2 separate regions of the Homo sapiens genome follow, and region 2 is linked to region 1. The links are chromatin loops, found by intact Hi-C in ENCODE. Cell type or tissue: breast epithelium. All regions are shown on one strand. Region 1 overlaps TP63 (tumor protein p63). Region 2 has its middle 85 kb from the start of TP63.

Region 1 (5,000 bases):
AAGTTGCACGTGTACATTTGATTAATTTCCTTAGAAGAACCAAGTAAAAACAATCTCTTCTTCCAAAATTAACAGTTTCCTGAATGTGGAATATGGACAAAACCCAAAGTGAAATCTCCTGAAAACAGCAAATACTCATGGAAATAAACCACTACCCGTGTGATCAAAGGAATAGACACTCTGAGCACTTGCTTCAAAGATAGACCCATTGATAGGAAGTCTGACGCGTGAGCCAAATCTTGCCTTCCCCACTTTACATTATTATTATTATTATTATTATTATTATTATTATTATTATTATTATTATTATTTTGAGATGGAGTCTCGCACTGTGGCCCAGGCTGGAGTGCAATGGCACGATCTTGGCTCACTGCAACCTCTGCCTCCTGAGTTCAAGTGATTCTCCTACCTCAGCCTCCTAAGTAGCTGGGATTACAGGCACCTGCCACCATGGCCAGTTAATTTTTTGTATTTTTAGTAGAGATGGGGTTTCACTATGTTGGCCAGGCTGTTCTCGAACTCCTGACCACCTGCCTCGGTCTCCCAAAGTGCTGGGATTACAGGTGTGAGCCACTGCACCCAGCCGCCTTCCCCACTTTTTTGGAACATTTTAAAATGCTTTGAACCCAGACTTGCTTTAGTTGTAGGCAAACAGTTGCTGACAGGACAGGAACTGAGCCTTCGGTAAGAATGTATTGCAATGCTTTCATTATGTTAATTATATCTGAGACACCAGGAGGCTGGTATATACACACCATGGTAAGTATTTCTATTCATTTGATTTTACTGGGCACCAGATTCATTTACAATTAGGACACAGTTAGGACAAAAAAAGTAAAAACGATACAGTTATTCCCAGTCAGAGAACCAAAGAGAGGAAATTGGCAGACATCTTTTGTTTTACATGCCTTCATAAACTATAATTTATTCTCTCCCCATTTAGCCTTTTATCATTAGGAGTTTAATTTTTATAAAATATAACTATTCATCTATGTCCTTCTAGACAGTATAACTAGACCCTCCATCTAGTTTAATAAGCTATACAGAATCTGAGAATATAAAGTTAAGAAGATTTTAATCCTGAAACTCTAGAGCTTTATATGTGTGGGATCTCAAACTAGGAGATTTGACTCCCTCCACCAAGGTCAAAGTGAATTAGGGACTGCATGAAAAACCCAGCATTTTTGTCTCACAGGACTCGGACGATCCATAAGATCAGGTCACTCTTCCCTATCTCAGTGAAGATTTAAATGTTTAGAGACATATGACCCAGTTCTCTGTCTTCAAGCTTAGAAAAAATGTACCGTTTGACATTTAGCAAAGACAAAAAAAAAAAAAGGAAAAAAACCATATGAAATCAACATCTATTATGTTTCAACAAAATATCAAAACATATATAATTGCTTTTTCCAAAAAACTGACCCATCCTAAGGAAAGATTTAGGTGCAGAGATTTAAGAATTGTGCTTCTTATGAAAAAAGGGTGTGCTTGCTCTGTCTAGAGCACCAAACTCTCTCATCACACCACTTGGTTTATGGTCTTAATCACCAGACAGATGAAAGCGACCTGCAAGTTTGGGAACCCACAGCCCAAGTGCTAGGAAGAATCTGTTCTGTGTGAACAGCCACAGCGCAATTGTGGAGATACATGGCACAAGTACACAAAATAAACAGTAACGTATTTTCTTTTCTTTTTGGTAGAAATTCCTAATGGAAAATTCCTGATATAGACTTTATTAGGAGGAAACGCGAGTCCATAACTGTAAATGGTGCAAAGCCCACTTTTTCCACCTTATTAGCAAGTGCATAAGCATAAGAATCTATGTTTTCCAAAAATCATATTAATAATTTCCCCTGTCTTTCCTCCCAAAACTTAAAAAAAAAGACTGTCAGACTATCAAAGCACTGTCAGTGCCAGTAAGACACATCATTAAGGTGAGTAATTTTCCTGTTTACTTCAAACACTTTTTTTCCCAAACTCCAACCTGGGCAGGTCTGATCAGGTTAGGCTTTGGAACGAGTAAAAGCATCCCCAATTTCTACATAAGCGCTGCAGGCCATGGGCAAAGACAAGTCTCAACTGAGCTCTCCACGGTAGTCAAGCTTCCCGGCGCCTCTGGTCTTGTCTCCCTCATACCTAACAAGTATCGTCATGTCTCTCAACCTTCAAAATCGGTTTATCTGCAACACAAATGCACATACGCTCACATACATCCTACTTCTTTTACTTTTACTTATAATTAATATCTACATACATTCTGAACACATTTGCTTTATAACAATTCTTTCCTATGCACTTTTCAAAAGAAAATATTTTCCATTCTGAATTCAGGCATTCTTCATGTAAAGACAAATGGCAGAATGCAAAATAATAATCGTTTTTAACTGCAAAATGCTGCTCTAATTTTTAAATTCAGTGGAGTAGAGATCTGGCTTTTCTATTTTTTCCTGGAAATAGATACCGCTGTCTTAATTAAATGTTTTCAAGATCTACCTTTATGCAAATATATCTACTATGTAATTTGTGTTTTCTTTAAAAAAAAAAAAAAGAGAGAGAGAAAATTGCTACCCTTGACATAAGATTCCTCTTTCAGTGTGATCTGCTTCTAAGAAGACAGGAAGCTGGAATTAAGAGTTTAGTATTGGATCTATTTTGTCAACGTGGACAGATTGGTAGGTCTCAAGTTCACTTCTCAATCTATAAAAAATAATGCATGAAAATACATATAAGTCCCCAGGTCACAGGGGAATTGTGAGTTCTACTGTTTGCAAAGCGTTTTGCATTCTTTGGGTAAGAGGTGTTGGGCTTGTTATGAAGACACTGTACTTACATAATCCTAAACATGCTCATAAATTGGAAAGGCAGTTTTCAAGCCAAAGGCATAATGTTCTTTTACACTACAAATGAACTTGTTTATATGCTGGTCTGAGATACTTATTTGCTCCTACTCAGTCACCCTGTTTTCTTCTTGAGGCCATCACTATCATCACTGTTTCTTCCCCTCACTGTGCTGAATTTGTCATAGATAGAAGAGGGAAATAGAAGCAAAATTAAGTAATGAATAACAAAAGGCTTAAACTAAATGGAAACTCATTTTTCAACCTCATGGTGGTGGAGGCAAAGTGAGGAAACATGAAAGGAGAGAGAAGGCCTTAGCAAATTGGATTCGATTTACTCTCTATCAATAAGATACAAGGGAAGATCCAGTCTCACCTTTGCCTCTGCTCTCTTTATCTCATTAAACGTGCTTAAATTTGGACAGGCAAAAATGAGAGCTGTCAAATAGTAACAGACGCATAATAGTAAAAGTCAGAATACTAGTAGGAAGTGCTCTGCATCCAAGGATCACTCATCCCTAGACTTATAGCATAGCTCTCTATTCATTTGGTAGGTGACAGGTGTTGTCAGGTCTAGAAAGACACATAACTCTGCATCTGTGAAATGGGAATATTAATCCTCCATCCTGGAGAACTGTTACATGAACCAGTTCCCACAGTGTAAAGTGTCTTATGGAGTTTTTGACCTGGTACTCAACATATATTAACTACCAGTTTTATCTCTATCATCTAAATTTTGGAGTTGGTCATCAGTGGCCAACTCCTGACAGCATAATAATACACACAAGATAATAAGCATAACTGACTATGCGGCCAGAGGTTAAAATTTATGTCAAACTTCATGCTTTATTAAAAAATGAAGGAATAAGTCAAGAGCCTTTTATTTTACCCTTGCTTGCTATGTCACTGTTGTAACTTTTAGGTTTAGCTGGCGAGCTGTCTCCTCCTGCAGCTATTGTACTTGAGTTGTACTACAGGTAATATAACCAACTAATGTAATGAACGATATATACTAAGGAAAGTTGGCCCTGAGTGACCTCCTTGGATTGAGGACTTTGTCTCTAACAACTGTCCATCTGTCAGTCCCTGGGGTTGATTATAAGAAGAACAGTATACCCCAACAAGCCCGATGCAGAGAAGTCTCAGGTAACTTTCAGGTTTTCCATTTGCCAGTCATTTAGAAAAACCCCAAGAGGAGAAAAAAAATTAGGATGCTGACATCATCTGAAGATTCATTTCCCTCTATTAAAAGCATTATAGTGCTGGGCGTGGTGGATCATGCCTGTAATCCTAGCACTTTGGGAGGCCAAGGCAGGTGGATGATGAGGTCAGGCGTTCAAGACCAGCCTGACCAACATGGTGAAACCCTGTCTCTACTACAAATACAAAAATTAGGCGGGAGTGGTGGTGCATGCCTATAATCCCAGCTACTCAGGAGGTTGGGGCAGGAGAATCACTTGAACCCTGGAGGCGGAGGTTGCAGTGAGCCGAGATATCACGCCACCGCCCTCCAGCCTGGGTGACAGAGTGAGACTCCGTCTCAAAAAAAAAAAAAAAAAAAAAAAAAAAAAGAGCATAATAGCTTTCATGGCACATCAAGTTCTGGGACAAAAATTACACTGCCAGCTCTATGTGTTATAAATCAAAACCTACTACTTATCAGCCAAATACCACTTTAATTACAGTGTTCTCGTATTAGAGAAAGAAGATTAGGAAGGGTAGGAGCTCAAACGGTGCAGAATGGGAAGAGCTTCATGCTGCTATCATCAAATGAGCACCTGGCCAGAAAATCAGAGTCTGAACTCCACCATCTAGTAGCCTAAAGACTGGGGTTTGTCACTTTACCTGTGAGCTTCCGTGTCCTCATCCTCAACATGAAGATGAAGATAACAACACTGAACTTGGAGTGTGGTTGTGAAGCTCGAATGATATCATGGAAATGAAAATGACCTGTGCATATAAATGTATAAATAAAATCAGTATTTAAAAAGTAAATTAAGAAATACCCTCACAGCAAATTAGAAAACTGTCTGCCTATTTAATCTGCCCTCTGCAATAGATTTATAAAGTCAATCGATTAGACGGAAAATAAATAAGGATCAATAACCAACTCAAGTAGAAATATTTAAGAAAGAATGCAGGACCCAAGGAACCTCAAACAGC
Region 2 (5,000 bases), 290 kb after region 1:
GGGAAATGAAAGACAATGATCCCTGAGACGCAGGAAGGGGGAGCCCTCTAATTACCCTAGCTTACTTCCTTGAGAGAATTTCAGTGCAGGATTGCAGTAGTGCAATACATAGGTAATGTATTCATTTTCTGTTCATTTGCATAGGCTTTATATTGTAAAAACTTTCTTGAATTACTTATACCATACTTGCCAATGGTCTTCATCTCTTTGTGAATTTGTTTCTGAACATCTTGAATTTACTTCCCCTAATAGTAAATTTCTTAAAGGAAAGAATAGAGAAATTTTTTTGTTGATCTCTTGCTTAGTTAATGTTATCTAACGTTTTCTATCACATAGGGTTCAGATTACTCTCAATGAAGTTCAAGAGGCCCAGTAGACCTTATTTGTTAATATTTCAATTATTACCTTCTTCCATACATCTATAAGTTCTGGTGTGCTTGATCTTGTTCTACTTGAAAGATCAATTTCCCCATAGAACTGATGTTTACAGTTGATTAGATAAGCATAAAGTTGACCCTCCTGGTCATAAAACTTGAAACTTACACTTGACATTTGTCTTATCTGAGTACCTTTCCAGAAAACTGACCAACAGGAAATCCCAGATAATATCAAGAAACTGAAACTTACCAGATCACTGCATCTAGACAGTGAGATGCTAGACCCTTCATCAGTCATGATTACCTAACCAGCCAACCTCTTCCTGTTGACCAATGCCTTTTTCTTTCCCCTCCCTAATTCCTATTTTCCCCACATGTAGCTACAGTGTTTCCCCTCTATATAAATCTCAATTTTAGTCAGTTGGGGGAGACTGATTTGGGACTTATCTCCTGTCCTTTGGCTGACATCACCGGAATATAGCCTTTCTTCCCTAGCAATACTCATTGTCTCTGATTGACTTTCTATGTGGTGAGCCATGAAACCGAGCCATGAAACCTAGACTGAACCCCTGGCATTTTGGTAACAAATGTGTTGCTTGTGGCTCAGCTGACATGGAATACAATTTTTGGAAGCCCTCCTAGTAGCTACCTGATCATTTTCAGCTGAAGGTAGGTTTTGGTTTATTTCTCTATTTGGCCCAGCTACTGCCATCCCCAGCCAGATTCCTAATTGCCCAGGAAAAACAGCCTTTGAAATTTGGCACCTGCTTCAGGACAGGTGACTGTCCTTTGTGAGTCCAGAAAGCAGGAACTTTTCCTCTCAATTTGGGAAATCCTAAAGGAATTTCTGTTTGCAGGTTGAAAAAGTACAACCTACTGAGAGAGAATGCACCCTGGCTTTTTCAGTTTGGACACTCTTGGGGCTTGGCTTGTGGGTTGCTGCTTCATTTGGATTCTAGTTTGTTGATTGTTTGGTTGTGTATGTGTTGATAGGAGGTCAGGGTTCAATCACAGGGTGCAGCCCACTGAGAAAAATTTTTCAAAGTTGGTCTGAATGTAGTTGTGGGCTGATGGAGTGGGGGAAAGTCTGTTATATTACTCTGAATGTGCCTGATCTTGTCTGATCTCAGAAAATCTTTGAATTACAGTGGTAAGTTAACATTGGATTTATTTTCCCCTCAAACAGGAAATTAGGATGGAGTTCCTTGCATCTAGGCTTCTGTGCTGCTGTTCTAAGCAGGGTAGGGCCTGCTTAGTATGTGATATTCCTCTGTGGTGCTATTTGGTCCTAGTGTTCTTTAGAGTCTGGGGAGGTTTGGCCTTTAAATTCAAATTCTCATGGAAACTTCTTTACCCAGAATTTGGGTTCACAGCCTTCTCTGGATTACTTATCAAAGCAAACAAAGTTTAATCATGTGAACATGTTTCTAAACTGGTGAATTTGTATTGCTATCTCATGGCTTTGTATTGCTAACTCATGGAGTTCTAAGGTAAAAGCTATTAGATCTTTGCCTATATGTGTGTATACAAGTTTAGATTTGTTTTGGTATATGTACATTTATTATGTTTTATGTTGTGTCTCCTGAATTGGCTTATAAATAAAAACTGCACTCATAAAATAAGTAAACAAGTCCAAATATTTTTCAAGTTCACATGACTTAAGTAAATCCTTAATAAATAAGCTTTAAAATTATTGGTAAAATAAAAGGAATTTACTAGGGATGTCTTTGGAATTGTCAGGACATATTTTTCTGGTTTTTATATTTGTCTGTGTCAGATATTTTAGGGTCTCAAGGTTTGACATGGAAGGTTATAAAACTATAAACCCAGCCAAAACAAAATAATCTTTATGTAATTTTTTTGACAATTATGACTAATTAAATGTCATTGGTTTAATAAAAACAGCTGAATTTTCTGAGTTTTTGGCAAAACGCCCATGTGTTTAACTTTAAGGTTCTTAAGTTAACCCCTAATATTCATATTCACAGGCTATAAAATGATGGTTACTAAGGAAATAACCTGAAATGATAACTAGCTCTGTTAAATATCTCAGTTTTCAGAAGGAATGTAGATAAACTGCTAAAAACAAAAGAACTGAGTAAAGGTAAATGGGATAAATGCTTGTCAGTGAACTTTTTGTGTAATTTAAAATTTTTAAATTATTTCTAATGCTCATTGAGTGCCTGGATCATTTCTAATTAAGAAATAGTTATAATATGGAAAAGCATGTTTTTAAAAATTGTGGAATGTTCTCAGGTATAAAATACTAATATTTGATTGATCTGGATTTTTTGCTTCCTGGTTTTCACCAAAATTTAAGATTAATAAGAATAATAATTTTAGTTAATATATTTATTTAATTAATAGATAATTCAATTGAATCAATAATTTAAGTTGGTTTAGGAGCTTTTTTCTTTAGGTAATGAGGAAATGTGATATGGGTACAAAGTTTTAATGTTCAAAAATGATTGGCCTTGTCTTTAAAAAAATTATGACTGTAATTTCTCTCAAACTACTTTATATGTGTTTACCATTGTTAAATTTAAGTGACATTTCCTTGAACTAAGCAACAATTTTAAAAAGTGAGATTTTCTAGTGATTTTTGATCCCAAATCTTTTACTACTCTTTGAACTAAGCAACAATTTTAAAAAGTGAGATTTTCTAGTGATTTTTGATCCCAAATCTTTTACTACTCTTGGGTCTTATTGTGTATGCTTGAAAACAAAATATGTACAAGTATTGCGTTGATTTGAAAATTCTAGTTGTGAAAGCTACCTAATCATTTGTCAGTACTATATCTAAAAGTCAGTCTTGTAAATGAGTGATGTCAATCTTTAAAAATAGCTAAAAAGAAATTATTGTGTGCTTATTGTTTCTGTGGTTTTGTTTTCTAATAGTTAAGCGAAAGAGATTATTTATGCTAATACTGAATTTCCACAACTGATATTTGCATTTACCATTGTTTAAATATTGAGAGAAAAGTTAATTGTCTTACTTTAATAAGGATGGCATAGGAGCTATCATATTTTTTATACATTTTGTCATAATTTTGTCACTAGAATGCTAGAATGCTAACTACTAGGCATATGCGAGGAGTAACCTAACCACTTTAATACAATGGCTTGAAGTGCTGCAGACAGTAACTCCTAGACACCAAATCACAATATTTTCATTTTTGACATGTTAGAAAGAATAATGGGACTTTCTGCAGTGTTAATAAACTGAATCACTGATTTCTAAATGTTCTTTCTTGTGTTTCTAAACATTTCATTAAACATTGGCTTCTGTTCTTAGCATAAATGCATATACTATAATTTATCATTTATATTATAGATAAAAACATGTTACAGGAAAGTAGTCTATCTGCATATCACAGGTAGAATGTTCCTTTAATATAACTTTATTTCTGTATTGCTTTTAAAGTCTTTTGATTATCACTTTGGTTAAATGAATAACTATTATTTTATAATAACTTGTAGTTTTGTTTTGATCAAATATTTTGAGCCTTTTAACATCCTTGATAAACACGCTATTAACTAATCTTTGTGCTGTTAAGTTACAAGGCTTTGACTCCCGGGTCTGAAAAAGGCACCAACTCCTACTAAAACTTGAGCATTAATGCCAGTAAAAGCTTCATCTTTAGGTCCAAGAGAAGGTGAAAATCAAAATGAACTGCTTTTGTGAGGCACATGGCCAGAAATTAAAACTATTCAATCCCTCTAGGTCCAGAGACTATCACAGAAGAGGTGGGTGCATGAGTTGTAAAGGCCGATTTTGAGGAATAAAATTACTTCAGACTCTCCAGATCAAGGATGGGCACGCAGATACCTAAACATCTGACAAATTGAGGATTTTTTGCCTCTCTAAATTTCTTAACTCAAATGGGTTTAACAAAATGCTTATGTTTTGTATGGCTAATTGCTACAAGTTAGTGTCTAAGACCAGAATTAAATTATGCAACCTCACTTTTTGGCCTTTGGTTTTTTGGCTTTTATGTTGCTTAAAAGATTTTAAGGGTTAATGAGTGCCTTCTCACCTCAATCAGTACCTGGATAAATGTTTCTAGAATGTTTAATTGGCTATAAGTTTTTTGACTGTAAGTCCCTTAACCATAGAGATCTCACTGAGGAACAGGATGGACCTGGGGCAGGTAGCCACATGACCCCAGCAATGATATGGGACAAAATAAAATTTAGTAATCAATACTGCTTCTGGCAAATCTTGGCCAAGAAGCGGGAATGTAAACTAAAATATAATCGTAAGCCTATGATATGGTTGGCTCGGTGTTCCCACCGAAATCTCACCTTTAATTGTAATCCACAGGTTTTAAGGGAGTGACCTGGTGGGAGGTGATTGGATCATGGGGGCCATTTCCCCCATGCTGTTCTCATGATAGTGAGTGAGTTCTCACAAGATCTGATAGTTTTACAAGGCAGTTTTCCCCGCTCTTGCTGCTCTTGCTCACTCTCTCTAGCTTGCCACCATGTAAGACATGCCTGCTTCCTCATCCACCGTGATTGTAAGTTTCCTGAGGCGTCCCCAGCCATGCAGAGCTGTGAATCAATTAAACCTCTTCTTTACAAATTACCCAGTCTCAGGTATGTCTTTACAGCAGTGTCAAA

Evidence for each region. Hi-C counts contacts between places; a loop is a spot of excess contacts. Peaks named below come from ENCODE experiments on the same cell type or tissue, not always from the same donor. Only the 100,000 strongest peaks of a DNase experiment are listed, where the experiment ranks them.
Region 2: a loop joins it to region 1, with 12 times the contacts of the local background. A loop is called at or near these places in 1 of 110 quality-filtered maps.

Annotation. Positions count from the first base shown.
Region 1 is chr3:189,831,227-189,836,226 of GRCh38, reverse strand. All of the region lies in intron 4 of TP63 (tumor protein p63), which reads right to left. Among named protein-coding and RNA genes, the nearest start is that of MIR944, 3.8 kb to the right of the region's middle. In breast epithelium, no CTCF peak of the experiment used is centred here; a DNase peak (open chromatin) is centred at 2,066; H3K27ac peaks cover 2,847 bases.
Region 2 is chr3:189,544,386-189,549,385 of GRCh38, reverse strand. No RefSeq gene overlaps it. Among named protein-coding and RNA genes, the nearest start is that of TP63, 85 kb to the left of the region's middle. In breast epithelium, no CTCF peak of the experiment used is centred here; no DNase peak of the experiment used is centred here.